Regions from separate parts of the Homo sapiens genome. Here region 2 is linked to region 1. Evidence: read pairs that join two places in POLR2A ChIA-PET (ENCODE). Cell type or tissue: MCF 10A. All regions are shown on one strand. Each heading gives the region's core, and the rest is flanking DNA. Links, peaks and the distances in the headings are about the cores only.

The links. Peaks named below come from ENCODE experiments on the same cell type or tissue, not always from the same donor. Only the 100,000 strongest peaks of a DNase experiment are listed, where the experiment ranks them.
Region 2: POLR2A ChIA-PET joins it to region 1 with 5 read pairs; 2 of 35 experiments call an interaction of 5 or more read pairs at or near these places.

Annotation. Positions count from the first base shown.
Region 1 is chr6:160,873,497-160,889,704 of GRCh38, forward strand. All of the region lies in intron 1 of LOC112267969 (a long non-coding RNA gene), which reads right to left. It also overlaps the pseudogene LOC107986665. Among named protein-coding and RNA genes, the nearest start is that of MAP3K4, 110 kb to the right of the region's middle. RefSeq lists enhancers at 4,015-4,947, 9,272-9,904, 15,337-16,142 and silencers at 10,547-10,747, 14,867-15,067. In MCF 10A, for the core only: no CTCF peak of the experiment used is centred there; a DNase peak (open chromatin) is centred at 9,425.
Region 2 is chr6:160,823,353-160,839,560 of GRCh38, forward strand. It overlaps the pseudogene LOC107986665. Among named protein-coding and RNA genes, the nearest start is that of PLG, 130 kb to the left of the region's middle. In MCF 10A, for the core only: no CTCF peak of the experiment used is centred there; no DNase peak of the experiment used is centred there.

The DNA of each region.
Region 1 (16,208 bases), core at 4,935-12,934:
TTAATTTAGGACAGCAAATAAACCAACCTAACAAATGTAGCTCTGAGCCTTGGATATCAGAATTTTAAATCCCATTAATTAAACACTTATGATATGTCCACATTAAAATTAATATTATTTGAAATCCCATTATTAAAATGTAAGACAAATCAACAATGGTGTGCGTGTATATAACGATATATATAATAAAAAATTAACCTACAACACATACACACATACTTACACACAGTGCACACACACACACACACACACACACATAGTTGAACATCTGTAATCATCCTTCCATATCTTTGGGTTCCACATCCATGGATTCAGCAAACCACAGATCAAAAATATTTTTTAACCAAATGAATGGTTGGAATGGTTGCATCTGTACTGACCATGTACAGATTTTTTTCTTGTCATTATTTCCTAAATAATACAGTATAACAACTATTTACATCACATTTAAATTACATTAGGTATTATAAGTAACCTAGAGATAACTTAACACATACAGGAGGATGTGTGTAGGATATACGCAAATACTATGCCATATTCTATAAAGGGCTTGAGCATCCACAGATTTTTGATATCCATGGGACTCCTGAAACCAATGTCCCGTGAATACCAAGAGATAATTTGGCATTGTTTTATATACACACATGCATATAAAACATCATATATATATACATATATATAAAACAATCTGCAGTTCCATTAATTTATACAATAATCAGCAGTGCTTCTCTTCTTCAAAAGATTGATGATAATCTACTATATTTCCTAATTTAAAAAAAGATTAGTACCTGATAGGAATTCTTAATATGTAATTAACTGATACATTTTAGGTGTAAAATGTTTTATATTGTCACACTGTTTTGTACTCAAGAGATAGTTGATACATTAGAAGCTTTCCAAAAGAGTGTTGATGAACAGGCAATTCTATTGAAATTTTTTGACCTGCAATTTGGCAGACAAACTTACAAACACTTTCGGAATTAATTTAGAAACAAAATGATTTTAACTTGCTTTCACTATAATAACTGTCATTCAATTTCTATTTGCTTAAAGTGTCTTGCATTTTATAGTGACTATATTCTGTGTCTTATGCAAAAGATATTGCAATTTTGAACAATAATAAACACGAATTATTTTTATAACTTTTATATTATTATATTTCAGCAACTTTGGTATTTATTTGGAGTAAGGCAGCAGCTAGTAAATAGTATTGAAAAAGAAAAGTAATGAGAGTTGTGATTATGTTTCCTTATGCCAACTTGTTTAAACTACAGTCCCCAGTCATTCATTAAACATTAATGTATTCAATGAGGTAAAAGCATTTTTTTGAGGAGGTGAAAGTACATAATCAATTCACTTTACATTAGGGAGATTATCCCAGATAAGCAATTCTAGATAATCTGAGTGGGCCTGATTCAATTAGTTGAAAGGCTTTAAGAACACAGCCTGGGATTCCTGATGAAGTTGTTCTCCTCATGAATAACAGCTCAAGATTGCCAGCCTGCTCTTCCTAAAGGTTTGTTTTATATGTTTTAAACCTGCTTACCTAACCTGCATAATCACATTAACCAATTCCTTGAAATAAATATCTTAATATATATACATATCTCTTGGTTCTTCCTCTCTGGTTGTGCCTTAACTGACACAGCGTTAGTTGTTAATTGCCTTATCAGATATGAAGGTATGTTTTGAAGTTAAAATTATGAAAATGTTGTCATACCAGTATACAGATCAATACATTGATCAATGGAAGATGGTAAATGATATCTATATGCAAGTCATAAAAAGTGGAGTTCTAAGTCAGTAGAACTTGTAAGGAAATACAACAAAATTCTGACTATCTTCTATAGGTTGACAGTATTAAAAGATGCTGTAGATCGGGCGCGGTGGCTCATGCCTGTAATCCCAGCACTTTGGGAGGCCGAGGCAGGCTGATCACGAGGTCAGGAGATTGAGACCATCCTGGCTAACACGGTGAAACCCCGTCTCTACTAAAAATACAAAAAATTAGCTGGGCGTGGTGGTGGGCACCTGTAGTCCCAGCTACTCGGGAGGCTGAGGCGGGAGAATGACGTGAACCCAGGAGGCGGAGCTTGCAGTGAACCGAGATCGCACCACTACACTCCAGCCTAAGCGACAGAGCGAGACTCTGTCTCAAAACAAAAAACAAAAAACAAAAAAAGATGCTGTAACATAATGTAATTGTATAAAAAGAAAAGAATAAAATAATGGCAATAAGAAAAACATTCTCAATTTTACTATTAAAAACTTACTAATAGAAAACTTTATTCACAGAAATTCATATAGAAAACTGTGAATAATAGATAAAGCTCAGCTGTGTTTGTCAACTGTCAAAACCCACCACCTCCCAGCTGGACCCTGAGGAGATGGTGGATGATAAAATCTAATGTTCATCAAGGATGTTGGACAATCAATGAAAATCAGCTGTATGTTAATAAAGCTGTATTGCCTGTCCTTTACATCTTTACTTTAATTAGATGTTTACATTTTGCCCTTAAGAAAATATAGGCAAATGTTTTTTCCTATATTTTCCTTGATGAAAAATATTGAGATATCATTTGATTTCTTCCTTTCCCATTATTCCCTTTATTTCATTTAAGATGTATACTCATATTGTATCGAGCTCAGATCTCTGAACTCTTCCTCTTAATAAACAAAACTTCCATTTCTTTTAATTCATTAAATCGAACTATTTTAATCTTTCCTTGACGGTGATTTTACAAACAATGGTTGTTTATCAGAGAAAATAATATCTGGACTAGAAGAAGAGTCAATGAGATTAGTTTTGCAAATTATCAAGTCAGTTACCTAACTTGCTAAGTGCTGCCCAAATATTAGTAGTTTAATAATACTACAGAAACATCGTGTTGTCCACCTTTATAAAAATTATTCCAAATAATTATGTCATTTGTTTTCATTTGAAAAATACATAGTTCAGACAGTTAAGTTAATGATTAAACTCATGGAAGCTGACAATTCAGAATGAGCAGTACGATAATGTAAGATTAATTTTACAAATATTTTAAAGTTTCTATTAAATATTTAAAAATTATACATCAACTGGGTCTTAAGATGGCCAACTCAATGCAGCTGGGAAGTGCTTCTCCCATGGAGAAAGGCTGAGATTTTGACTAAATCAACATAATTTGAACAGATCTTTGTAAAGAAGATGTCGAATGTGGATGTAGAGAAGATGCAGGCACTGAGGCTAAAGAGGAAGGAAGCTGGAAACTCCGCGTTGGGTAACTGAATGCTGGGGCTGCTTCCTGGCCCCAAATGGTGTCTGAGGAAGGGGTAAGTGAAAGGATTTGGAGACTGGAGACCTCACGCCTGCCACGGACATTTGAGCTGCTTGGTGGATGTCTTCAGAGATTAGACAGAGACAGAGCTGCTGCAAGCTTGGTGCCAGGAAACATTGTGCTAGGGACAGCTTTGGCAGAGCCTAACCCACCAAGGGCTGCCTATCTCCCTTTGAAGGCTCTGGCCCTAGCTAACCACTGGGGAGAAAGCAGAGCCACCTTCCCTGTGGGACTGGGGCACATCTGTCCCACAGGCCACCTGCCTGCCAGCCCCTCCTAGGTAGGGCTCCTCCCTGGCCACCCTGCAGAAGCCTGTACACAACATAACTCCACTGCCCACTCTGGGTGCTTTGCGCCACCTAAGTGCATTCTGGAAGCCTGGGAGCCCTTCGAATCCGACAGCACACCTGGGACTCAGTCCCAACGGTCTGGAGGAGGGAGCTGCAAGCAGGTCCTGGTACCCCAGAGCCCTGGCCCATGGCTCAGGATTACCTAGCCAGGATCTGTGCCCTGCACTCAAGTCGGGGAGGACCCCACACTCTCAGAAAACTGAGAAGGGTGAATTGCAGAGGTTCACAGGTTGGCCTAGGACCTAGATGTGCTTACCTCCACAGGACAGGTCCAGTAAGGATGTGCCCTATTTTCATACTGGACTTCTGTCCAAGGGAGCCCTGAGGCTGAAACATCAAATTAAAAATAAATAAATAAATAAATAAATAAATAAATAAATAAATAAATGGAATGGCTGGCAAAGTGCCAGTGATCAGAGGCAGCTTCCCCAGACTCCAGGAGTGCACCTGGTGAGGGGGTCACCTGTCTCCCCCTTGCACCACAGAGCATAGCTGCAAATCCAAGGATATGCAAAGGAGTCATACTGCAAATAACAGCCTGTCTACCAACCATTGCTGTCAAGCACTATCTACCGGATTGCAGCCCAAACTACCAAAAACAACAACAAGTCACTCCGCTAATTCTCCCTGCTGATAAACCAAGGGCAAGAATTCAACAACAAAGACCCTGTACAGAGTCTTAGCCCTCTGAAACCTTCCAGAAACAAAGCCAACTGACTATACTAGATTTCCATCACAGTTAACACCAGCCTTCTCAGATGGGAAAAAATTAGCATAAGAACTCTGGCAATTCAAAAAGCCAGAGTGTCCCCTTACCTCCAAACAGGCCCACTGGGTCTCCAGCAGTGGTTAATCAGTCTGAAATGTCTGAAATGACAGACATGGAATTCAGAATCTGGACGGCTAGGAAGCTTATCAAGACAAGGAGAAAGTTGAAACTCAATCCAAGGAAGCAAAGCAATTCAGTAAAATGATTCAAGAGTTGAAAGACTAAGAAGCCATTTTAAGAAAGACCCAAACTGAACTTCTTGAGCTGAAAAATTCACTACGAGAATTTCAAAAGACAATCAGAAGTATTAACAGCAGAATAGACCAAGCAGAGAAAAGAACCTCAGGGCTTGAAGACAGCTAATTGAGTCAACTCAGTGAGGCAAAAATAAAGAGAAAAGAGTATAGAAAAATGAACAAAACATCTGAGAAATACGCAATTATGCAAAGAGACCAAATCTATGACTTATTGGCATTCTCGAGAGAGAAAGAGAAATAATAAGCAACTTGGAAAATATATTTGAGGACATAGTCCATGAAAATTTCCCTAATCTCACTAGAGAGATTGACCTGCAAATCCAAGAAATATAGAGGACCCTAGCCAGACACTGCAAAAGACAACCATCCCCAGGGCACATGGTCATCAGATGCACTAAAGTCAACACAAAAGAAAAAACCAAAAGTAGACACATGGGACTTAAACTAAAGAGCTTCTGCATAGCAAAAGAAACTTATAACAAAGCAAAGAAACAACCTGCAGAATAGCAGAAGTTATTCACAAACCATCCATTCAACAAAAGTCTAATATCCAGCATTGATATGGTTTAGCTCTGTGTCCCCACCTATATCTTGTAATCCCCATATGTTGAGGGAAGGACTTGTTGGGAGGTGATTGGATCACAGGTCTCCCCATGTCTGTTCTTGTGATAGTGAGTGAGTTCTCACGAGATACGATAGTTTAGAAGTGTGTGGCTGGTCAGGTGCAGTGACTTACAACATGCCTGTAATCCCAGCAGTTTGGGAGGCCAAGGCAAGCAGATCACCTGAGGTCAGGAGTTCAAGACCAGCCTCCCAACATGGTGAAACCCTGTCTCTTCATAAATACAAAAATTAGCCAGGTGTGATGGCAGGTGCCTGTAATTCCAGCTACTCAGGCAGCTGAGGTGGGAGAATTGATTGAACCCAGGAGGCAGAGGTCGCAGTGAGCCAAGATCGCACCACTGCACTTCAGCCTGGGTGACAGAGCAAGACTCCATCTCAAAAAAAAAAGGGGGTGTGGCTTTCTTTGTGTTCTCTCTCTGTCTCAGTCTCTCTCTCTCTTTCTCTCTCTCCCTCTCTCCTGCCACTTTGTGAAGAAGGTGCTTACTTCCCCTTCAACTTCCACCATGGTTGTAAATTTCCTAAAGCCTCCCCAGCAATGCAGAACTGTGAGTCAATTAAACCTCTTTTCTTTATAAATTATCCAGTCTCAGGTAGTTATTTATAGCAGTGTGAGAATGGGCTAATACAAGCATCTATAGAGAATTTAAACAAATCAACAAGCAAAAAGCATTTACCCTATTAAAAATGTGCAAATCACAGAAACAGACACTTCTCAAAAGAAGATATACAAGCAGCCATTGAGCATATGAAAAAATGCTCATCATTACTAATCATCAGAGAAATGCAAATACAGCAATGATATACCATCTCACATCAGTCAGAATGGCTATTACTAAAAAGTCAAGAAATAATGGATGCTGTTGATGCTTCAGAGAAAAGGAAATACTATATACTGTTGATGAGAATGCAAAATAGTCCGGCCACTGTGGAAAGCAGTCTGGAGATTTCACAAGGAACTTAAAGACACCTACTATTTGACCCAGCAATCTCACTACTGGGTACGTACCCAAAGGAAAATAAATCATTCTACCAAAAAGACACATATACTCATATGTTCATCGCTGCACTATTCACAATAGCTAAGACATGAAGTCAACCTATGTGCCCAGCAGCATAGATTGGATAAAGAAAATGGGGTACATAAATACTATGGAATAATATACAGCCATAACAAAAATGAAACCACGTCCTTTGCAGCAACATGGATATAGTTGTGGGCCATAATCCTAAGTAAATTAACTTAGGAATAGAAAAACCAAATACTACATGTGCTCACTTATAAGTGGGAACTAAACATTGAGCATATGTGGACATTAATATGAGAATAATAGACACTGTAGAACACTAAACAGAGAAAGCGGGAGTGGGTCATGGGTTGAAAAACACCTATCTGATACTATGCTCACTATGTGAGTGGTGGGATCTGTGTTAGTCCATTTTCACACTGTTAAAAAGAACTACCTGACACTGGATAATTTATAAAGAAAAGAGGTCTAATTGACTTACAGTTCCACAGTGCTGGGGAGGCCTCAGGAAATGTAGAATCATGGTGGAAGGTGAAGGGGAAACAAGCACCTTCTTCACAAGGTGGCAGGAGAGAGAGAGAGAGAGATTGAAAGTGAAGGAAGCCACACACTTTTAAACCATCATAACTCATGAGAACTCACTCACTATAACGAGAACAGCATGGGGGAATACACCCCCATGATCCAATCACCTCCCACCAGATCCCTCCCTCCACATGTGGGGATTACAATTGAGATGAGATTTGGTTGGGAACACAGAGCCAAACCATATCAGGATATGTACCCTAAACCTCAGCATTACACAATATTCCCATGTAACAAAACTATACATGTACCCCCACATCTAAAACAAAAGTTAAAATTAAAAAATATGTATATATCAAAAAGAATATATGTACACAATTAAAGCTTCATAAAATACTTTTATATCTGATAAATTTTAATGTTAAATCTAAAAATTGAATATTAAATGTGGTTAATGTTTAACATATTATTTCTTGTCAGAAATTGTCTTTATATATTAGTATGTACTTTCTAAGAGAAGCATAAGATATGTGAGGCAACCATGTCTTTTTATTAAGCACCTTAAAATTTTGCAGGTTTAGGAATCCATCTTTTCTTGAAAATTGTTTTAATCAACGTTAAAATAGTTTGAATTAAAAAACCAGACTTAACTCCCTAACAATTTTTTTTAAAGTTTTCTCGGAGGTTACTAAACTTAATCACTAAGACCACTGTCATCAAGGTTACTAATGGGCTATTGTATTTTGCTAAATAAAAAGTAAATAAGAAAAATCACAATCTTAGTTTACTTCCCAGCAGAATTTTACCTTGCTGATGGTTCTTATACCTTTTTAAAAAGTATAATATTAACATCAAAATTGAAAAGCATACAAATAATGTTAAAGTGTCTGAACAAGCAATTGGGAAACATCATCTTATTCTTCCCACTCAGCAGATATAACTATAGTAAGCAGTGCACATGGACATAGTCTATAAACTTTGAGACATGTGTTTATGCACATTCAAATGCACCAAGTCAATAGAAATGTTAAAACTGTTCAAAATAAGTTAATGAGGACAGAGCCTTTATAAAAAATAAAAGAACAAATGGGAAATTATCTTAATGGATGAGGTAATTTGTTGACATTTCCTAAAATACGAGCTGTGTTTATTTTCCTCTTTCATTCCTGACTCATTTTTGCTTTTCTGAACTATTCCAACATCTGGAAGTTCAGCCCTCTCTTCCAGCTCGACTGAGCTGCTGGCAAATGCTAATTTAAGGTTAAGGCACAAACCTGCTTGTAACACAAGGGAAGCCACCAAGGACCTGTAGGCATTCTGCTACTTTGGCCCCATGGAGAACAGAATCAATTCTGCTGCAGATGGTAAAAACCAAGGAATAGTCAACAAATGTTTGAACTAAACAGCAGAATAAAAGAAAAATGAAAACCATCACATGGAAGAATTTACACAAAAAATTATTAAAAACAGAAAGTGACATTAAGGTACATGTATTTAATATTCTCAGAAATATGCTTAGGTATATAAGAAAATGTAATGGGCAAATAAATTACACAAGAAAGGAAAGCGGGGCTGAGGAATTGAGAGACAAAGTTAAGATGTATACAAGCTGTCAACATACATTTGATGAGGATTTTTGCAGGAGAAAACAGGAGAAACAGACATCAAATAATGGAATTAATAATACAATATGTTGATAAAGTGCAAACTTACATTTTTTTCATGTATGCCTTTTGTGAGCTATCTAAAAATTCTTGGCCTAATCCAGAGAAGTGAAAATTTAAGGTTAAGACCATATATGTGTGGGTCTATTTATGACTTTATTCTGTTTGTTTCTCTGTATTCTGTCTGTTGCTCTGTTCCTACGCCAATACTTAAGTGCCATGATTACAACAGAAAACTATTTTTATGTTTATGATGCTGATTATTTCTCCACGTTCTTCCACATGATTCTTGGCTCTTTGTATTTCCTTTTTGGATGTTTTTTTAAAAAGATTTTATCTATATTATTTTGGATAATTCATGTTTTTCTTCTTAATGTGTAAGAACATTATCCTTTTCTCTATATTCTTATGTTTGTAATTGCATTTAATTTTGTTTCTGGTCTTTTATTGTTAATTTTAAAGGTTTAGAAACATTATCTGCATTTTCCTTTGTGATTCTTTTTCTCATAACTGCAATGCTTAGATAGTTCCAGAAATCACAAACTTGATCATTTTGCATCTACATTTTTCTTGATAAATATTTCTAGTAAAATACTTTCAATTTTTAAAATTTTGACTAAAACTTAAAAGTAGAGAAAGAGACATAACAAATTTTTTAAAAAATCTTAATATTGTTTGCATATGCCTTCAGACGTGACCATCAAAGATTTTTCCTGAGAGTTTTTTCCAAAGTGAGCTATAAAGTGATTTATTTTTCCCTTGGATCCGAGTGGTATAGAATTGTTATCCCAGAGGTGGCAATAGTTTTTTCTCACCACATGGAAAAAAAACTCCATACACAAAGGGTGCAGATGGCAGCCTGACTTTCATAGTCCTGTAACCCTGACTGCAAATTACAGCTTGTAATGAGTCACATACAGATTGTGAAAGGAAAATATCCTAGGCCCTTTCATGCTGGGAACTGCTCAGAGCAAATCTGTCTCCCATTCTATTCAAAGTTATTCCTATGCTCACTGAGATAGATGCATATCTGATTGCCTCCTTTGGAAAAGCTAATCAGAAACTCAAAAGAATGCAACCGTTCATTATCTCTCACCTACCTGTGACCTGGAAGCCCCCTCCCCGCTTCCAGTCTTCCAGCCTTTGTTTTAAGTTGTCCCGCCTTTCCAGACTGAACCAATGTAATTCTTACATATATTGATTGATGTCTTGTGTCTCCCTAAAATGTATAAAACTAAGCTGTTCCCGAACACCTTGGCACGTGTCGTCAGGACTTCCTGAAGCTGCGTCACAGGCGTGCATCCTTGACCTTGGCAAAATAAACTTGCTAAATTAACTGAGACCTGTCTCAGATTTTGGGGGTTCACATTTTGGTAACCACAGGGGGATTCTGAGTGAAGATGCCCCTGGCCTGTGACAAATCTCCTGTGGGTGCTTGGTACCCGCATCAGCTAACTTTATGGCTCAAACCAATGGGACAACTTGCTGAGGCCTGTGAGCACCTCCTCAGTGAATCCCTGACCTTTCAAAATTTGGTCAAGATCTAAAGTTTATTTTGCTGTACAACTTCTTTTTTTTTTTTGAGTTTTACTTGCTTCCAACAAGGAAGGCATGTCTTCCTACTTCCATGACGATGGAAAGCAGGTAACCCCTTTGTGGAGTTTGAGCTCGCTGCCAGCAGGGAAGAGGAGTTTTATTTTTCCCTGCTGCTAGGATGGGAGAGTGAAGTCTACAGCCTGAGACCCATCACAAGGTAAGAAACTGGTTTGGGATTCTGTCTTGCAAATTCTTTTTAAACAACTAAGGTTAGCATTAACAAGCAGCTGGTTTTAATTTCTGCTTACACTTAGAGCACTCAGAAATCATATAATTTGTGTGATCATTGTTAGTTTTCCTTAACTGTTTTGTTGTTTGTTTCTTAACTGTCTCGTTGGGTTTGTGTGTGTGTTTGTTTCAGTGCTTTCCCTTATCAGATTTGACCAACTCCAAACCTTCTAGCTCACTAATGTGGAATGTTCCACTCCAAAGAAATAAGAGCACCTTGCTCCCCTCAGCCTTTCCTGGCATTCTCAGGCAACTGAGAATCACCTGAGGGTGTCTGGGAGAAACACTCCCTAAGACATGCAGTGGCTCTAAATAGGTTCCCCCTCAGAAGAACATACTTGGAGTTTAATCTCAACCAGCAGGTACATAGAAGGAGCTGACCCCTCCCGAACCTTGAGGCCCTGACACACTGTGCCAGGTGGCTGAGACATGGGCGGACAGAACAGGTTCAGGGGGTCATGACTCTGAAGAGCTAGGTCTGCGAGCAGCACATTTTGGGTCTGACATACGTCCCAACTTGGTCAGATCCAAAGAGTAACTCTGAATTATGGGGAACAAGGCCTTTGAAGTGGGAGGAAAATGGCCAGCAAAAGGGAAAAAGAAAAAGGGAAAAGATTTTTAATTTTGACTACAAAAGGGGCTTTATTTACATAACAAGGCCACCTTTTTGCCAGTCAAACCAAACTGAAAGAGGAATGGCTGTACTACTGAATTAGCAGCATTTTCTCCTAGCTGACATATGGTAATGAGATTTTAAAATATTTTTTAAAGAAGTTCAATGATTAAAAGTCAGCTTAATTAGAAGGATAACATCCAAGATGTGAGTGTGTATGTGTGCACGTGTGCATATTTGTATTTAAAAGGCCTTCATTGTTTTGGGTTTTTTTGTTTGTTTTTCTCTCCTAAGACCTTGTCTTTTTTTGAGCAAAAGTTTTTTTTTCTTTCTTATCAGTTGACTGAATGCTCTTTTCACCTGATTTATTGACTAAAATAGTTATTACAACAGAGGCTACGCTTGGGTTTTTAAGGGAGAATGTAGTTTAGACACTCAGAAATGTCTTTGTTTAAAAAAAGTTTTTTTAAGTACACTATAAAAGCGTCTCCCTCGAGTACCACCAGACTTTTTCTCTCTGTACCTTATGATGGAAATTTTGCTATTTAATTTTCAACTGAGTTGTTTCCTTTAATATGCAAATTTAAGCCTATTTAGCTATCAACTGCCTCGGGTTGTAAAACAGGTTATCAAGGATCTAAAAGTCTAAGATAGGGAAAAAAAAGGTCTTATTGAATCTATAAGATGTACTTCCATCCACATGCCCAATACATCTATGTATTTATGTATTGTGTATACAATGTTTCACTACTGAAAAATATATAAAGGGCTTAAAGAAAAATGAAAGCATTTAAATAAAATACTTTATCAGGAAAAAAGAAAAGACTAGTCAAATGCTTTTTCGAGTTTATGGAACTTAAGTAAAAGCTTTAATAAATAAGCCAGCTTTAAAATTATTAGTAAAGTAATATTAGAAATGTCTGAGGAATTGCCAGCATACTTTTTTTTTGCATTTATTAATCAGACAATTTCATGCTTATCCCTGCCAAATAGTGTAAGATGTCAAAATTTGGCATAGGGGTTACAAAACTATAAACCTAGCCCAAAGCAGAGTGATCTTTGCTGTGTAATTTTTAATAAATAAGACATTGATATCGGTTTAATGAACATCTGCATCTTAAATTTAGGAAGATTACCATAATTTCTAATCTTGGCTTTAGGGAGTCTAGTCCACAGGCAGTAAGGAGGTTTGTTCTGGGAAAAAACTGTTACTGTCTTTGTTTCAAAGCTAGACTGTAAATTAAGTTCCTCCCAAAGTCCAGGAACGAAGAAGGACAGCTTGGAGGCTAGAAGCAAGATGGAGTCAGTTAGGTCATATCTTTTTCACTGCCTCAGTTATATTTTTGCAATGGCAATCTATAACTTTAAATCATAACTATCACAGTTTTCATAAATAATCCAGGTAAACAATTAAAATAAAATAATTAGGTAAATGTAATGAGATAAATACTTGTAGACAAATGTCATAATTTAGAATCTAAAGTTAAATTAAATAATAGAGATTTCATTATTTGGGTATTTTCCAATCTATATTGTAGGAGAATATTCTTGCAAAAAAAAAAGTGTGTCCTTTTTAAAAAAAAAAATAGGTGAACACGTTTTATCTAATTCAAAGCTTATTTAAAGGTTATGTATAAAACAAGGTAAAAGGAACCAGGAAATAAAAAAGAGATGTAAAAAAGTTATAAAAATAAAGAGATTTTATGTGTGCATGGTAAGAAAGCTTAAAGAGAAACAATTTTATATGAGAAAGAATCTTATATGGCAGATTTAGTCTTAGAGAAAATGACGGGTTGTTTCAGAAGGAGGAATACTCAGGACAAACCAGAAGGTCCCAAGCATGTTATGAACAGTTAGTGTAAGTCACAATAAGAGGATTTATTTTGAGGAAAAAAACCCAAAAACTTGTATATGATGAATTTGTCATATTATGATTAAGTTTTGGTTTGCTTAGGAAAAATAACTGAGATAATTTTTTTGAATTAAGGTTATTACATCCATATATCTTCCTGTATGTGCTTTTAAAGTTTTTGTGACATTGAGTTACAGGGCTTTGACTCCTGGGTCTAAAAAGGACACCAATTCCTGCTAAATCTTAAACACTGACAGCAATTAAAGCCTCATCTTCAGGCCCTGTAGAAGATGCCAATCAAAATAAACTGCATTCCTGAGACACAGGGCCAGAAAGGAAAGCCATTCAACTTCTCAAGGCCCAGGGACTATCACAGAAGAGGTGGGCATGTAAGATTGTAAGGGCCGATTTTAAAAGATAAAATAAGTTCAGTTTCTGCATAAATTAATCATTAATGTCAAAGACACACTGATGCAAGACCAGCATATGGACCACTGTGTCAGATTAGCAAGGTTTTCTTGAGGCATTAACCAACTCCTTAATAAAGGTTATAAAAGTTATAAAAGGCTTATGGAACTTATATTTTATGATCAAGATTAAATTTTATAGATTGGTTGCAAAATTTGGGAAAACATTTAATTGGCTTCATGCTATTTTTATTAGGACTTCTTATTTGGAAAATTAAGTCTCCTCTCTCAAAGAATGAAGGTTTTCACTTTTTTGAAATGCTTGAGTTACCACTTGGTTACATGAATGACTTCACAATGGCCTGTAATCCTATTTTGTGATATCAAGTGTCTTAAACCTTTTATATTTGACAAGCTTTCCAAAGTCAAACTACAAATTGTGTCTTTTTCTGACCTAATTAATCCTTTAAGATATTAGTTTCCCTAAAGTCCAAAAATGACATAAGTTGGCTTATTTGGTAAAAAAAAATTATACCAGAAGAATTGTCAAATATTAAATGGTGCTTTATTTTCTTTGGGCTGTATTTGTATAAATATGTTATTGGTAAGTGTTCCAAAATTATGGAAAACTCCTGTTATTTTGATATGACTTAGTGTACATTATTAGTAATGATTGTTATGTTAAAGTTATTGTGTGCCACAGTAATAATACATTTCTTTGTCAATTGTGTCTTTGACTATGGGTGCCCTAAAACCTTTTTTCATCCATGGACAATTGTCTTGTTTTGGTCCTCTTTAGAAGTTGGTTTCATAATCAGCTATAAAACTTCAACAGGTGCTCTTGAGTGCAAGATTCTGATAACTTCAAAGATTGTAACATTGGAACAGAGAAAAAAATGTTCAGGACTCACGGAGAGTTAAAATGTTCATGAGTATCAAGCAGAATAGAAATTAACTGCATGGACTGAACTATTCTTCCTAACTTTTAATGTTTGCTGATCCTTTGTGTTGTTTTTCAGAGTCTTAAAACTTTTCTTTTGAGCTATTGACAGCTTTAAAAAATTTAGTATACTCCTATGAACAAAATTTGGAGCATTTTTGTTTCTATCTGATTTCTCCAGAATTTGGAACTATTTGTGAGTATTCTTAACTTATGGTAATATAGTTATGTGCATAAGTGCAACAAGAAACTGTTTTCAGGCCAGGAGTGGTGACTAATGCCTTTAATCCCAGCACTTTGGGAGGCCAAGGCAGGTGGGTCACCTGAGGTCAGGAGTTTGAGAACAGCCTGGCCAACATGGTGAAACCCCGTCTCTACTAAAATACCAAAATTAGCTGGGTATGGTGGTGGGCATCTGTAATCCCAGCTACTTGGGAGGCTGAGGCAGGATAATTGTTTGAACACAGGAGGTGGAGGTTGCAGTGAGCCAAGATCGTGCCATTGCACTCCAGCCTGGGTGACAGGAGTTAAACTGCATCTCAAAAAAGAAAAAAAAAAAAAAAAAAAGAATCTGTTTTCATTTGTAACAGGACATAATTGGAGAAACTGGTTATTTGACCAAGACTTTAACTGGAATGGTGTGCTCTCCTTTAAGGAATCAAACTTGAGTTATGGAGCCAATAAAGCCCTTGGAAAAACTGGCCTCATATTCTGTGTACGCAGTCCCTGTACAGGATTTCTGACCTGTGCTAAGTAAAGAATGTCACTTTCTGACAGGCCCAGAAGCCTCAGGTTTATCTTGGAACCTCAAGAGGAGAGGAAATATACCCAACTCATAGATATTTGATGGCACGAATCCATGGCTGGGCTCAGCTTTTAAAAAGTTTTATCTGAGATTCCTTCTATGGAACAAAGTTCCATTAAAGCCAATTTAAAAGCCTATGTAAAAATAATTATTCTTGCTGCAATGCATACAAATAATTAGGCCAAGTATAATAAAGAAAACCATTTTCGATTTGCCTTTAGCAAAATGGGAAACTGGAGAGAGAAAAATTATGTTTCAAAAACTATAGTACCCCTGTTGTTAGGATCTAATCTTGCCTAATGTTTTTCCAAGTCTTCAGAATAATGTTTTCTTTTATTTCCTTCTTTTTTTCCATTTTTCCTAATTGGGAGTCACTGAAAACTAAGTTATGCTTTCTTTAAACCCTGCAAACTCAAACCAGACAACCTAAACTTCAGAAGAAAATAACAGCAATCTATTTACATACATAAGCCACTTTCATACCTGCCTACTGTTGTATAGACTTCAGAGTAATGTGGCCTATATCAGTTTTCCAGGATTGCTCTTTTGTTTGTTGTTGTTTTTCTCCCCTCCTCTCCCTAATTTCTCTTCATAGGATGTGAGACTTCACAACCTGCTAAAAATGAGCTTTTGGGACCTACCCATCTAGGAATAAACCGTCCTAACCATAAGAGATCAGGTGAAACCTGACACCAGAGGCTCATTTTCTTCTAAAATGTTTTCTGCAAAAGATTAAGAAGAAAAGGGGGAAAATGTGGAAGGAAAATACCTTGGGCCCTTTCAAGCTGGGAACTGCTCAGGGCAAATGTGCCTCCCATTCTATTCAAAGTCATCCCTCTGCTCATTGAGATAGAAGTATATCTGATTGCCTCCTTTGGAAAGGCTAATCAGAAACTCAAAGGAATGCAACTGTTTGTTGTCTCTCACCTATCTGTGACCTGGAAGTCCCCTTCGCACTTCCAGTCTTCCTGCCTTTGCTTCAAGTTGTCCTGCCTCTCCAGACCAAACCAATGTACTTATTACATATATTGATTGATGTCTCATGTCTCTCTAAAATGTATAAAACTAACTTTTGCCGTGACCACCTTGTTCACATGTCGTCAGGGCTTCCTGAGGCTGTGTCATGGGCCCACGTCCTCGACCTTGGCAAAATAAGCTTTCTAAATTAACTGATAACGTGTCTCGGATTTTTGGGGTTCACATATCCAGAAGTATATCTATAAAAAATTATTT
Region 2 (16,208 bases), core at 4,497-12,496, 51 kb before region 1:
CTGTAAAGCAGAAAAATATAGAGGAACAGACAAAGAGGAGTCTAAGTTATTATAGGACTAAGAATACCAGATAGATACAAGCACATACATATGTAGGTATGTATGTATGTATGTATGTGTATGCACAATCATTGAAGATGTACATCTTTAAAAACATTACTTCTGAGACTTTTAAGTTTTGGTACAGTTCTTTCATTTTACTTACTTAATATTGACCTCCTACCATCAAACTTCTTTTAAGTATAAAGGTGAAAGAAAAAGATACTTAGAGAATGTAGAATTCAACACACAAGAACTGCTTAAAAGTTACCATACATACGGTAAAAGACACTAGCTGGAAGTTTGGAAATGTAGAAGAGAAATAAGGGCAATAAAAGAGTCCAATGTGGGTAAATCTAATATTGGATGCATAAAATGGTAACAATGTCTCCTGCTATTCTAAAAATATATGGAATAATATGTGTGCACATATATCTGAAAGGGATTAAATGCAGTTAAATATTTATGACCTTTACCTTGCCTGGAATGTGTAACAAGTACCAATTTCTATTAAAACATGGAAAGCTAATTACAAGTATTGCAATCCCTAGGTTAAGCACTTAAAGTGTAGTGAAAGCAAGTGTTAATATCAATAAAGGGGAAAGTGGACTGACAAAATAATCAGTCGAAAATAATGAATAAAATAGAAAAATATAACATAGAACAGATGAAACAAAAAATAGCGTAGGCATATATTTAAACCTTAATATAAACCAACTACATAAAATGAAAGTAGGTGAAGTCTCCAAATGAAAGACAAAGGCAAAAGTAGTATCCCATAAATACAGGTTAAATAAGAAAATATGTTTATTTTATATGAATATGGGTTGAAATAAACAAGATAAAAACTTTTGAATATATGCTAAATCATATGGCTGAAATTTTTAAAGTCAAAATTTTAGAACTATTTGAAACTTATTAAAACTAACTGGCATGAGGACCTCTAACTCATTCATATTGGGTTTGTGTGTATGTATATACATTTATGTTTATTATAAATACATGTAAATGTTATATAGTAAAATTTCCAACTTTTTGCTATGCTTTAAAACCACACAAGAGTATCATATATAGATTGAAACATTGCCTTTTCTCTTGAGCACTACTCCCAAATATGTGGATATGTTATATTTGAGGTGGCATCAAAATATCGCTTTCTGAAAAATTTATTCAGGTAATTCTTACCCCCAGCCTGATATATATATCATAGAAAAAGACATTTTAAAGTATATGCATAAGGTAAATTTCTTCCTAATATCCAAGAACTATTAAAAAATTATCACGTGCTAAGCCAAGTGTAATGGATGAGTCATAAGAATCCAACATTCGTAACTCCTCCCTCAATCCACACGTTACTAACAAATCATAGCAGCATTTCTGCCAAACTTTAGGAATTTTTCTCAGCACCCTTCCTTTCAGTTCTCTTGGTAGACACTAGAAATTCCCTACAATTGAGATAATGATAAGAAATAATTTTACATTTCTGTATTTTTCAAAAACAATTAAGAGCAAAAATATACCAAAAAGCAATGATTAGTAATCCAATTCTGTATTAATGATACAATGACACTGAAAATTAGTAACAAAAGAGTAAAAAATATTGCCAAGTAAATTTAGAAGTTTTGTCTTTCAAATGCCATATTTAGACATAAATGAAAATGAAAATCAAGTCTGAAATAACAGTCTATTTGGAAAATAGTACAAATAAGAAACTTTCATTTAATATTTTTAGAAAACAGGCAAAACAATAACCAAAGTATTTGTAGCTCCAAACTTGTTATTATTAAATAACAAAGAAAATAATAAATTGACTAAGGGTTAACAAAAAAGCAAAAATTAAAGAACACAAAGCATTGTAAAGTTTAGTAAAGATGAAGAAGCGATTCTATCATTAAACATATAAAGTATTAAATAAAAAGCAGAGAAAATCTTGAGAATAAATCTACGAAAATAAGTTCTTGAAAATAACAATGATATGGCCAGGCACGGTGGCTCACACTTGTAATCCCAGCACTTTGAGAGGCCAAGGCAGGTGGATCACTTGAGGACAGGAGTTCAAAACCAGCCTGGCCAACATGGTGAAACGCCGTGTCTACTAAAAATACAAAACAATTAGCCGGGTGTGGGGCAGGTGCCTGTAATCTCAGCTACTCTGGAGGCTGAGGCAGGAGAATCACCGAACCCAGGTGGCAGAGATTGCAGTGAGCCCAGATCACGCCATTGCAATCCAGGCTGTGCAACAAGTGCGAAACTCTGTCTCAAAAAAAAAAAAAAGAAAAAAGAAAGAAAATAACAATGATATGAAGAAAACTCTAGCTATTATAATGAGAAAATACAAAAGATGAAAAAAATTGATTTTGATTTTATGTCTATGTTTTTTCCTCTTGCTTTATTCGTTTTTGATTGGAACAGCTAGAATTTTACCTATCATCGAATTGTTATCCTATGACAATTATACTTTTAAATGCAAATGATATTATAAGTATCTCCAGTAATATACATTAGCAAATTCTTAGCAAACCCTAAGGCATTTTAAAAATTTTTCTAACCATTACAATTTATCCCACTTTATTTAAAATATTTTAGACTTTAGAGTCAGAAGTGCTTTCCATATCTCTGTACAAAGTCAGCACAAGATTGTAAGGCTGAAAACAGAACTTCTAATAAACACATCTAAAATAACAAAATTGTTAGTGCATGAGTATGTGTAATTTGCAAAATCTTTAAAAATTATAAAAGTAAATTGTCAGTGTATTAAACAGATATTTTGCTATATTATTACTTCCCCTTCTATTCCTTTTTAAAGTGCTTTAAATTAGAAATGATATCATCTTATTTATCGTTTCCTTAATACCAAGCCAACACCATGTTTAATAACAAAACCTAAAGTTTTTTGAAACTCAGGAACAAAAAAATGGATGTTTACTCTCACCACTGATATTGTACTTTGTGTTGGAAATTTGATCAAATGGTATTAAACAGCAGCATAATACCAATTAAGTAAATAATAAAAAGAAAATAAAAACCATATTTACGGATATGATTCTCTCTAGAAATAATAAGAAAAGTTGTATCTTTAAATTATAAAGAACTATAGCAACTAAGCAAGATACACTTATCAGAAAAAAAGGTAAAAAGCCTGTAAAAACTTCACTTTGTAAGTACTCAATCTTTTTTGCTGCTGCAAGAAGTGAAAATCAAAATGAGATATAACCTGATACATAAGAATGGAGGAAAGTCAAAACCATAATGATTAATAATTGGCATGGTGAATGTGTAAACAAAATGGTACTCCTACACACTGTCGGTGAGAGTGTAAATGAGGACAGAGAATTTGGTTGTACCAAATCAACAACCACTCACATGTATTTTTTTTTTTGATTTAGCAATTTTCTTCAGGTTAGGTGCATTCATTTAAATAAATACTTTGAAGCCATTAAAAGTGAGGTTGCATATTTATCTTATTGATATACAGTGATGGTCAATATTCATGTGTAATTTTTTAAAAAGGAGGTTATAAACATATGTACATGAAATCCATTGTTTACTTTTCATAAAGGAGATTGTTCTTTCCACGACATGAAAGGGTAGGAAGTTGACAAAAACTAAAGGAAAATGCTTCAGGAGCTCACCTCTGGGAATTTAGGGATGAATTCTCCTAGAGACAGATCAGCTTCATGGTGACTCATCTTTGGAGTCTACTAAAAGAGTTATGTTGCTTCAAAGATGAGGCTCATTTTCATAAGGAGCCAAATTCTTAGTAAATCGAAAGAGCGGGATCCTGCTTCTACCTTCAATAGAGATCTTAAGCCACTAGCTGAGTGGCTTAAGAGCCAGTATGGCTGAATATAGTGCAGAGTGATGAAATTGAGCTTGACGTGATCCTACAATATGTCTTGAAAGCCCTGAGCAGACACCAAAGGTTAATGGAATTTTTATGAAGAGGGGGATGTACATGCAGCTCCATGAGAGACAGAATATACAGGGATAAATGACACCAACAAAAACACAGTGAATTTAAGGCACAACCCCAGTGACTAAAATCAAACAAACAGAAAATCTTTTCTGAAGGACAACAACAATATCATGGTAAATTTTGGGGAAAACAATGAATACCAGCAACAGGCTTATATAATAATTCCTACTTTCTCCTCTTAGGCATAAATTTAAAAAGAAAATATTATATACAAAATGAAAGTAATTATCTAAGATATAAAAATCAATGTTATTTGTGCATTGGTGTTTTTAAAATATCAGAACACAAAATAGGCTACACTATAAATTTATTTTCTGTAAAACTATCCGTGAGGTCATAACAGAATTGGTGATTATAATGGCTAGGTTAATTCAATGTCTATTCAAAGTAGAGAGACTGGAATGCGAAGGGAAACACTCAAGGGTAAAAATCTATGCCAGGCACAGTGGCTCACGCCTGTAATCCCAGCATTTTGGGAAGCCGAGGCTGGCGGATCACCTGAAGTCAGGAATTCAAAACCAGCCTGGCCAACATGGTGAAACCCCATCTCTACTAAAAATACAAAAAATTAGCTGGGTGTGGTGGCAACACCTGTAATCCCAGCTACTAGGTAGGCAGAGGTTGCAGTGAGCCAAGATCTCACCATTGCACTCCAGCCTGTGTGACAAGAGCGACACTCCATCTTAAAATAAATAAATAAATAATCTAGCTAATTGGGTCAGTTTTGAACACCTAATATGAAGTAGTTCAATTCTTAAGTGGACGAGATAGTCTAGGGCAGTGTGATCACCCCAGTGAATGCTCTAGAAGTACGAAGGCACCTAGAAGTTTCTCTCTTTGTATATACCTCCTTTTTCCCCCCCTTTAGGTACTTATAGACTGATTTAGGGAAAATGAAACTATAACATGAAGGAATATAGAACAGTGAAAATTAGGCATCAATAATTGACACTGTATAGTGGGAGCTGGGTTCCAGCTGAAATGCAAACATGGTTGAAACATACTATTACACATCTACAGAAATAAAAGTAGACAAGGACAGGAAAAGGGCTTATGGAAAAAAATTTAATCCTGGAATTTTAAAATTTTTTGTTGCCAGGGTAACTTACACCTAAGAATAGAATAAAGTTGTCTGGCTGGCATTTTGGAGAATAGAATCATAAAGCTTTTCAAGTCAAATTTATAATATATAAGACTGTAGCAGAAAAGGAGTTTGCTTTAGGATAGAAGCCTCATGGAAATTAGACGAAAACTAGCGAATCTATCAGTAAGGTTTATCTCAGCCTCATCTCAAATAGGAAACGGCTGGGCTTGATGTTGTATAAGAACTTGAATCCTCCTGTTGGTTAAAGGAGAACTTCCTAGACTCCTCTGGTAATCAAGACAATTATAAATTTTGATGAGAAGATGGTTACTCAAGCCAAGAAGCATGAGAAACTCAAAATATTTGAAATACGAAGATTATGCTATATAAGAATTTAGCCCACTAGTTGAGAGGCCTTATTTTGACCATGAAAAAATTTTACAGAACAGTAGTGTTCAAAGTGTCAAAAGGACAAGGGAAGAAAATTAACTAAAAAAAAATCAATTTTGAATTATTTACTAAATTATTATAGATATGAATAACATTGGAATTGCAAAAAGGTTATAACCTGAAAAAAATTCATTGAAAATATTCCCAGAGTTAAAAATCTTTGGAGAATTTCAGAAAATTGATTGGAATCAGTTTTAAATCATGTAGGATCCACTCAAGCATGTGGCCTTACCGAATCAATGTATCAGCTTCTTCCTCCAGAGATTAGTAGTTTTCTGCAGAGAAGATTGGACTAGCTGGTTTCCTCATGCTGTGTTTCATGGTAGTTCACACTCAAAAGTGAATTTTACATCTTAGGATCCATACAACTCCTCTTCGTTAATACAATTTACTGGGTTTACAACAGTTTTCTTAAAGTGGTTCGCAGACCAGCAGCTTAAGGATCACCCCAGACCTGCTGAACGCTAGAGCTACCGAAAGAGAAAGTCCTAAGGTGGGGCCAATAATTGGTGTTTTACCAAGACCTCCAGGTGATTCTCATTAACTTAAAGTTTGTGATCCTCTGGGCCAGAGATACAGAGACTGACATTTAATCTGGAAATTTGATTGTAAGGCTGACATTTCCAGAAAAATAGGTGATTATACTTGATATAAAAGACGTGGTAACATTGTTCTTAAAATGTTAACAAATGCCTTCAGAAAGCACATGAGTTTGGAGATGGAGGGAGAGAAATCAAATGGAGGGGGCAAAAGAGAGAGCAAGGAAAAATCAAATGGAGAGGGAGAAAGGGAAGGAGGAGGGTCATATGATGGGCAGAGAAACCAGATTGAAAGAGAGAAATCAGATGGGGGGAATTCCACATGAAGGGAGATACAACTAATAGAAGGAACCGGATAGAGGAAGAAAAGAGTGGTGGAGAGAAAGAGGGGCACCTGATTTAAACTGCCCCCAGAATATTCTGCTTTTAGCGGGATTAACTCTGCATCCCTGGGAAAGTTTAGACAGATCAGTTCCTTTACTTCTCACTGTGTGAAGAGTTAGAGGTAGGACTGAACATTTTGAAGTGAGGAAACCCAGAGGATTTTTTATATTTCAGTGGAAAGAAAAAGACACTATAGAAAATATAGGCCTTGCTGATAATATGGGCTTGTGAAGATTGTGTTGGGTTTAATTTGAAAAGTGAAAGAAACAAAATAGTGTTTAACCCCACCTGGAGAAGTGGGCCATACCAATTTTCTATTACGTTCCAATAATAAGTATTATGTTTCCTAATAACAACCTGCTTTTGTTAATTTTTCTGTAATAAATAATTTATATTTTTCACACTAATTTTATAATTAGCACAAAAGAAAATAAGATATCAACACTTCCTTCTCCTTTGCACCACACACTTCAGCCTCCTGCCTCTCTCCCCTGACCCCCACAAACACCAACTCGGCAATCTGTTGCTTTCTAATGGCCATTGGTTGGAAGCTCATTGGGATGTTCTTAGGAAAGTCTTGCTTCTGATGCATTGGAAGTAGTCCAAAATTTCTGAAATGCCAAGCATTTTGGTTTTAAATTTATTTCCATGTTTTAATTTTCTGGTTTATTTTTAATTTATATTTTCATCAAATACTATGTAAATATTCCTACAATAAATACAAATATTTCTTATAGAATATAGTGTCTTCAGAAAGTAAAATATTATAGTGCCTTTCCATTTCTAACTTATCATGCCACCTATATGTAACTACTTTAAGATGTTTAACTATTTCTGTGTTTTTGTTTATCTCAATATTTCCAAATAAAATACTTTACATTTATTACTTAATTAAAAAAACACATTTAGACATTATTCATTGACTTTATCCTATGGAAGAGAAGTATTTAAATTTCTTACTCTCCTCTTTACCCCAAAACAGACACACACATACACACACATAAACACACACACACACACAGATACACACACCAAGCCCTTATTTCATTCTCCCAATATAAAATTAGGTTAATTTTGTGATAAATTAATATTCATTTTATATAATTATGACTTTAGTGATATCATTTATAGCTGAAAGAGGTAGTATGCATTTACTTTTACAGAACATTTTTGTTTTTCTGGCAGTTATTAATCACTTTAGTTTTGTTTACTTATTCTAAGTACCCAGTCATAATTACTTCCCCATATACCTCAATATGCAAAATACACTGGATATTCTCTCAGCCTCAGTCTTTTTGTCCTTAGAAGTGCCTCTTCTGAAGGGGTAGATCCTAGATCCGCAGTCTCACTGCAGTGTCTTCCGGGGTGACTCTTCACCTTCATCCTGGGAAGGTTTACCTCCTATTTTCTGGTTTGGATCCTCAGTTTCCTAAATTCCTCATCTTTTTCCTTACTTGACTTCCTATTTTAAGTGAAGTGTATTATTTTTAGGTTGGACCTCTTGAGAACTAAAAATATGCACACATTGTAGATCTGAAAACCATTTTTTTTCTACCTTTCTCTTATTACCTTGAGGGCAGTAATCTTAAGTTTTGGAGTTTTTTTCAAAAGTTTAACATGCTCCTCATCTTTGTATTTCCTCTGAATTCTCTCCCCACCTTCCAACCCCCAACTGACTTTGGTCTGTCGCTGTGAAGTTAGAGAATTTCTTAACATATATTGTTATGCTTCACTCTCCACTTATATTGAAAAATAAAAAACCAAAAACTGTGGTTTGAAATTCCATGTATTCATTGTGAGTGGCTTTCCAGCTACTAACTTTATTGCACTGTGATCAAGCAGAGACCTGGCTGATTTGTTTAAGAACTCTCTCTCTTGGAGTCTGTATTCTTTTTCCTAGAGCCAGTCAGTCAGTGACAGTCAGTGGAAGTGGCCTGGTCACCCACATTTTTAGAGCAGAATAGGGAAAAAGACCTTGTTAGCTTTGTTTTGTGAGTAGCCTTTTACTTAATTTCTCCTCTATAGTATTGCACCACATCCCTGGGCTCTGTGTACTGCTCAAGAATGCAATGGGCTGTTCACACAGGATAAAAGAGAGAATTCAGGAGTTTAACTGTTTGCTCATAAAGCTTTCAACCAGTTCTTTGATTTTCAGTCTCGCCATGGTCCCACCCTTAGGAATGACTGATGAGTACAATGCCTGTCTTTTGAGTGTTCAGCTAGTTTAGTGGCTTTCTCTCTGCTACCCACTTAGTTTGATGGTTCTAATCTGTTGAGTAATCTACTTATTTATTCTACTGTTTCCTCTCCCATGCTCTTTGTTCCCTTTGATCGTAATTTTAATAGGTTTTAGAAAAAATAGAAAACCATGTACTACATTGGCCATATTTAACAGGAGTACCTATAAATTTATCTTTAAATTAAAATGATACCATTTTGTCTAATGTACTGTAAATAATTTTTCTAGATGCTTGAATGTCTTTGGAATGTATGCCTTTATAAATTTTACATTTTAATATGACACCTTATCTGTTTTTCCTGTAACTGCTTCTCAATCTTCTGTCATATTTAGAAAAGCCTCCCCATTTTAAGATGTACAAATACTCACTCTCATTCTCTTCTAGAAAGTGATAGTTTTATTTCATAAATCAGTAGTCTGATAAATTTTTAATTGGTGTAATTTCTTTTCCACCATTGATTAGAAATGCTATTTATATTAAAATAAATTCATATAGATAAGTACATATATTTATATATAAGGTATACATATGCGTATGACTCATGTATGTGAGTCATAGTCTCCCTCAGTAGGTGTTGATTTAACACCCCAGAACATATTTTAATACCTTGTTTTAATGTATTTTCTCAAACTCGTATAGTTTTTTCTTTCTTTCAACTTTTATCCTCTATATATACATAGTAAAACAAGTTTTATTTTTGTTTTATATGAGACCATATAGAATTTATGTCTGAATTTAGAGTTTAAAACATTGAGACTTTCTACCCAAGAACATGCAAAGCAATTGAAAGCATTTAATATCTTTCTTAAATCCTTTATTATAATTTTGAGATTTTCTTTTGTTATGCATTTATAACAGTTTATTCCTAGGTATTTTATCTTTTGGGTTACTATTATAAATAAGATATTTTATTTCATTTTATTTTCTAAGTGACATTTATTTCTTATTGGAAATCTATACATTTCTCATGTTAATTTTTCAGTAGACCACAATATAAAATTATTTTATTTCTAACAGGTTTTTAAATCAATTTTTTAATTTTACTATATTTATAATCATATCATCTATAAACCACAATAATTGTGTTTCTTCCTATCCAATTTATACTTCATTTTTTGACTTGTTCATATACTTACCTACTTTCAGGAGCCTACATTAATAGCAGGCATTATTGATTGTAATGCAAAATGCTTTTAGTACATCAACATAAAGCTAAATAAAAACTACTTTTTATCTGGTTTATCACTTGCTGTCTTAAATTCCACCTTGATACATCAAGTCTGTAGTTCCAGCCTTGTTCTCATCGTGATCTCTCCAGTAAGTTTTTCTATTATATATTTTCTAATTCTTCTAAGTCAGATTGTTATAATGAACCTCTTAAACAACCGAGAATTGGTCTGTTTTAGTTTGATTTTTAAGGTAATTTCATAGATGTTAGTAACCAATATATCTTTTATGTGTTTATAATATTTTTGTTTTCTGTTTTGAAATGTGAATTGTGTTTTATTTCTTTATTTTGTGAATTGGTGATGTGATTTATTTCTTATAATTTTGAAATATTTGGTTTTGATCCTCTATAAGTTATACTTTTAAAGGTGCATAATCTACTTAGTTTTGTGCTTCTTGAAACAGATACACTAAAATCAATCAGACCAATATTTTCTGTTAATAATACATTTCCGGTTTTTGTAGCACACTCTTTACTTCATACAATGGAATTCATAATGTATCCTACCTACACACCTAATATTAAAAATTAACCAAGATAATTCCCTAACTCTAATATAAACAACATAAAAGGCCACTAATTTATAAGAGCACTATTTCTATGCAAAAATATTAAAGAATAACTGAACTAGAAGATACATTGCAGTGGTTAGCTGTTTGCACCCATACACAGAATTACCGTGGTTTGGCAGCCATAAATAAGGACTGATAATAGTCGTTTCCTAATAGACACTGAAGTAGGATGATGTATTTTTTTCAATATGGTTAAGAAATTCTAAGAAATTTCTGAATGAACAATAATATTTATTTCTTTAACATAAAAGATTCATTCCTGATATAGTCAATGATTATTAAAATTGTGTAAAAATATTTCATGCCAATATGTGATGTGAAATTCATATCTAGGCTTAGATATTTATATGTAGGTTTTATATACACATTAACATATGCTGCAACTTTTAGAAATTGTGCAATCCATGAAAAACGTTTTCTTTGCCTGAACTATTCTGTGCATTGAAAGATTTATAACTTTCATCATTCACTACCCACATGCTAAATGTCAACTGTTCCAGCCAATTATTCTGAATATTGACAATGACTCTAGAAATTGCCAAGGTGCCCCCAGAAGACAAAACAGTCCTCCTGAAAGCACTGAGCTAAAATAAATTTCTCCAATTTACAAAAGCACTCATCACCTTTCACCTAACCATGTACTAGTACGTCAAGCATTTTGTCATCATAATTAATAAATTCAAATAAATGGTAATATATATGTGTACATTGGTACTCAGTACTAAGATAAATGGCTATCACATTGAAAGCTTTTCAGTGAGAAGTACATCAATGTTGATAAAATATCAGTTTTGATGAAAATTATAGTGGCCTACACATTTTATTAAAAATTTGAAAGTATTCTGTAAAGAAATTTTCTTTGAGAAATTAAATTGGACTAAAATACTTTATGAATGTATTGCTAACTGCATTATTAAATATATAAATTTTAAAATATAGTTAAATTTGAAACAAGTGAATAATATGATAAAAAGTAAAAAGCAGAAGCCTACTGGGTAAAAATCTATAAGTTGAAAATATGATCTTATGTGAAAATATTATAATTATTAGTTTTTTATTACTTATATTTTTAATGAAAAAATTTTCTAGGAATAGAAAAAATGAAATGTATTACTTTACTTATTATCCTGAGTCCTAAAGTTATGACCCAAATGCCTTATAAACTGTGGATGCTCCACTAATGTTGCTTTAATATTGCCAACAAATGCATTTTAAACTTGAACAAGCTATGCTCAAGACAAAGGTCATCTTTTTAAATATTCTGCACAAAAGCCTGCAAGAAATTCCACGTCTTGGAAGATAATTTGAACAGCAATACAAAAAGATTATACCTATAAAAACTATTTAATTATAAATGAAAATAAAAATCTGGTTCAGGTAGTACAAAATTACATAACATGCATAAAAACATTTTATTGTTTGAGATATGAAATTAAAGTATGAAAAGTCATAAAACCTGAAGCTATAATATAGTCAAACTTTTATTTTAAATATATAATATACTTATTTGGGGAAAATATATGAAAGATAATTGTGTATAGATGAGTGAAGTTTCAACCCATACAAGAGTTGAAACTTTATTATCCAAAATCGCTTCATTTAATGAAGTTTATCATAAAAATTTTGGTATGCGTATGGGTAATACAATGATATGTACTCTAGAATTGCTTAAATGAACAATTTCTATATCATTTTACTGTCAGGATTTAAGAAGCAAGATTATTTGGTTTTCCAAGGCATAATAAAGGGTGAAAATATATCAGTGCATGTAAGTGCCTTGGACAAAAAGATTTAAACACTTGATCTAGTGGTATCAAGACTGGCCCAAACCCAAAAATATATTCAATATGGTGTTTTCATATGTAGTTCTATATCCTTTTTGTTTTGAAGTTAAAATGTAAGCACATAAAACTTTTACTTGAAGGCAGAAAAGTTTGCATAGTATAGCAAAAATAAATAAATAAACCTAAACTATTCAACTTGTTAATAAAATCACTGACATCATGGCAGAAATTACAATAGTCTTAGAATAAATAATTACTAGACTTCTTGGATAAGAAATAATTTAAGAAAATCCTGGTCAAATTATACTATATTTTTGTGGCAAATTCACATAAAGCTCTATTTATACAATCCTCCTGACTCTATAGAAATAGTTTCCGAAACTATACCTGATTTTCTTATGGACTTTTAGATTTTACACTTTGAAATAGAACTTTTGCTTCTAACTGCAAATTATGTTTTGGTTAAATTTAACATTACACAGAAAATGTGAATTTCCTAAAATAGCCTGTAAAGGAAACAGGTTTAATTTAAAACTTCCAGAAAGAAAGCCAGAAGACACATTGCTATAATCAAGCAACTTGTATGTTCAGAAAGTGAAAAAATAATTACTTTAGTACTTTAAAAATGTGTTCACCTTCTAAATGAAATAGAACAACCATGGAATGTGTTCTGAAGAGTATATAATGTTACCTATGTATAGTACACTACCTGGGGACAGGTATCATGTCACATCGTCATAACGTTTTGAACAATATCTTCCAATTAGAGGATATTCAAAATAATAAATGTACAAATGAATATATTTTATTCTGTTATAATATTTCTGGTAGCAAGTAGGGATTGGTGACTTAGACATAAATTTGAGGCTTCAAAAAGAGGTGGGATTCATGAACACTTCACAGTCTGGGCCTGGTATTAAGAAATTATCATCCCATACTTAGCAAATCTTTCCGGTCTTAAGTAACAATATGGCTGGTGTGATTTTTTTTTTTTTGGATCATTACACATTTTATAAATTCCCAGAAATTTATTTTGTTACGTTTAAAACAAATGAAGTTTTGGTTTTTTTGATAGTCTTTATTGTTTATCTGTATTTTGTATTATTAATTTTACTCTTCATTTTATGATTTCCTTCTTTCTACTTATTTTATTTAGGTTTAGTTTCCTCTCTTGTCCATTGTGTTGAGGTGGAAGTTTAGGCTATTGAGGTATTTACAGCTGTAATTTTTTTTCCAAGCACTGCATCACCCACATCCCATTAGTTTTGGTATCCGTTTTCGGTAATCTCAAACTCTTTTCCAATTTCTCTTGTAATTTCATTTTGATCCATTGTTTAATATAGATTCTGTTATTTAACTTCCATATAATTGTAAATTTACCAAGTTACTTGTTTTTGATGTTTAATCTCATTCAGTTTTGGTTAGATGTCCTTTTCATTATTTCAATTTTTTGAAATACATTACAGTTTCTTTTGTAGCACAGCGTAGCATACGGTCTATCCTGGAAAATGTGCCATGTTGTTGGGTAATGTGTTTTATAGCTATCTGCTATTTCTAGATGATTCACAGTGTTGTTCACAGGCCTTGTCTGTGTCAGCGCTACCTGCGGTGTGTGGCAGCTGCACGCCCCTTCCCTGTGGCAGAGCTGGCTAGAGCCACTGCCTGAAGAAACTCGGCTCTGTCCTCCGCTCCGGGGAGGAGAATGTGGCCAGTGGATGCTGAGTTCCTTCTGTTGCCTTCCGCAGCCCACAGCTAAGTCACTCTGAAGAGCATCTCGCTGGCCTGCGCTTCTGCTTCCCGTTGCCTTCTAGGCGGTTCTGACCGTGACATCCCTTTGCTCCTCCGCTTGTGCCCTTGAATCCTACATTAAGGGAAATGGGGGTTCTGTTTTGAAACAAAATGAGAAAGAATCATAACCTTCAACTTCAAAACACTTCCAGTCTCCTGAAGATTTTTCAGATTCAGAGATCTCCACCCATTTTCCCAGAGTCCTTGAAATGTTTCCTGGAGCCGCGCCTCTCCCAGTGCTCTGGCTGGAGACAGTAGCAGGGGCTGTCTTCCTCTGCGTCCTCGTAAGCACCCAGTTTGGGGTGGAAGAGGCAAAAAGAAAACCCAGGAACGCCCCACCCTATCGTTCTCAGGGTCCCCAGGGTCGCCCGGCTCCCCCGGGCTTCCTCTCTCCGCCTCTCGTCTTCCTGAGTTTGTTTGATGGGCACTGCCCGAGGTTTCCAGTTGCACCTGCGGGAAGGAGGAAACTGCACACCTGTTCCATCTTCTTAGGAGGGGAAGTCTGAGGCTTTTTGAATGACCACCGTGTAGCGCCTTAATTCTCCTTCACTTTCAGCAGTTTTGTCTGCCCCACCTCAGGAAGACTGTCTGTGTTCTTTCCTCCATAGCCCGGGCACCGAAGGCACATGCCGTGCATATAAGCTTCCTGTCTCGTTTGAGACTCTACTTGAGCTCATTATTGCTTCAGTTTAATCTGCGCACGTTTCACCCTAGGAGAGTACTGCCCAGATGTGGCAGCTTTTTCTTACAGATGGTCCGAGGCTATTCTTGCCCTAAAACTTCAGATGCTCACATAAAACCATCCTTCCTAACAACACAGGCTTTCCCATTTCTACGAGGTTGACCTTTACACCTGAAGAGTCATTGAAGCCCAGCTGGTGATAAAGAAGTGAATATTTCAAAAAATGGAGGGAGGATAGAATCTGGTCTCTCGTTTTCAGGTGATTCCAGTTGCTTGATTCAGTCTCGCTGGAATGTCTGAGCATTTGTGGAAAAAGCCCTTAACTCGATTTGCCAAACCCCATAAAGTAGGAGCTGAACTGACATTTAAAATTGGAACAGCCTTCATTTTGGGAGGCCGAGGCGGGCGGATCACCAGGTCAGGAGATTGAGACCACGGTGAAACCCCGTCTCTACTAAAAATACAAAAAAGTAGCCGGGCGCAGTGGCGGGCGCCTGTAGTCCCAGCTACTCGGGAGGCTGAGGCAGGAGAATGACGTGAACCCGGGAGGCGGAGCTTGCAGTGAGCTGAGATCGAACCAGTGCACTCCAGCCTGGGTGACAGACCGAGACTGCGTCTCAAAAAAAAAGAAAAGTTGGAACATCCTTCTGGTGCTTGCAGTCTTACTTGTGTCCTTTAAATCTTTCCTGGAACAGGGTTGAGACCGTATAAATGTATAAATGCATGCAAACAGGCAATGAACAGTGTTCATTCCAGCCTCATGTCGAAACCCCTGGAACATGTTTTCTCTCTTGTCTTTTTTTCCTCACTCCATGCAGGTCAAGTCATAGGCCTTTTTCTTTTTCTTCTTTTTTTTTTTTTTTGGTCAGATTCTCACTGTGTCACCCAGGCTGGAGTGCAGTGGCGCAATCTCGGCTCACTGCAACCTCCACCTCCCAGGTTCAAATGATGCTCCTGCCTTAGCCTCCCCAGTAGCTGGGATTACGGGCACGCCCCCACACCCAGCTAAAATCATAGGCTTTGTCAGCTGTACCCGCAGCCTCCCTGTGCACCCAGCCACGGTTAGAGGGCGCTGTCTTGACGCTGACACTGACCCTTGCTCTTTGCCGTTGTGCCGCTCACTCTGCATCCCTATTCGCAGCAGCTTAGTCTTGCCTCTTTCAAAAAAATTTTAACCAACAATAATTGTATATATTTATTAGGTACAATGTGAAGTTTTGATATATGTTTTCATTGTGGAATGATAGAATCAAGCTAAATAACTTATTACTGCACAGACATCTTTTTTTGTGAAGAAAACATTGAAAATATGTTATTTTAGCAATTTTGAAATATACATTATTATTGACTGTCGTCAGCATGCTCTGCAGTAGATCACTAGAACTTCTTTTAAAAAAGTAACACATTTAACTTTATTTCTTCATTTTTCACTTAAAGCTTGA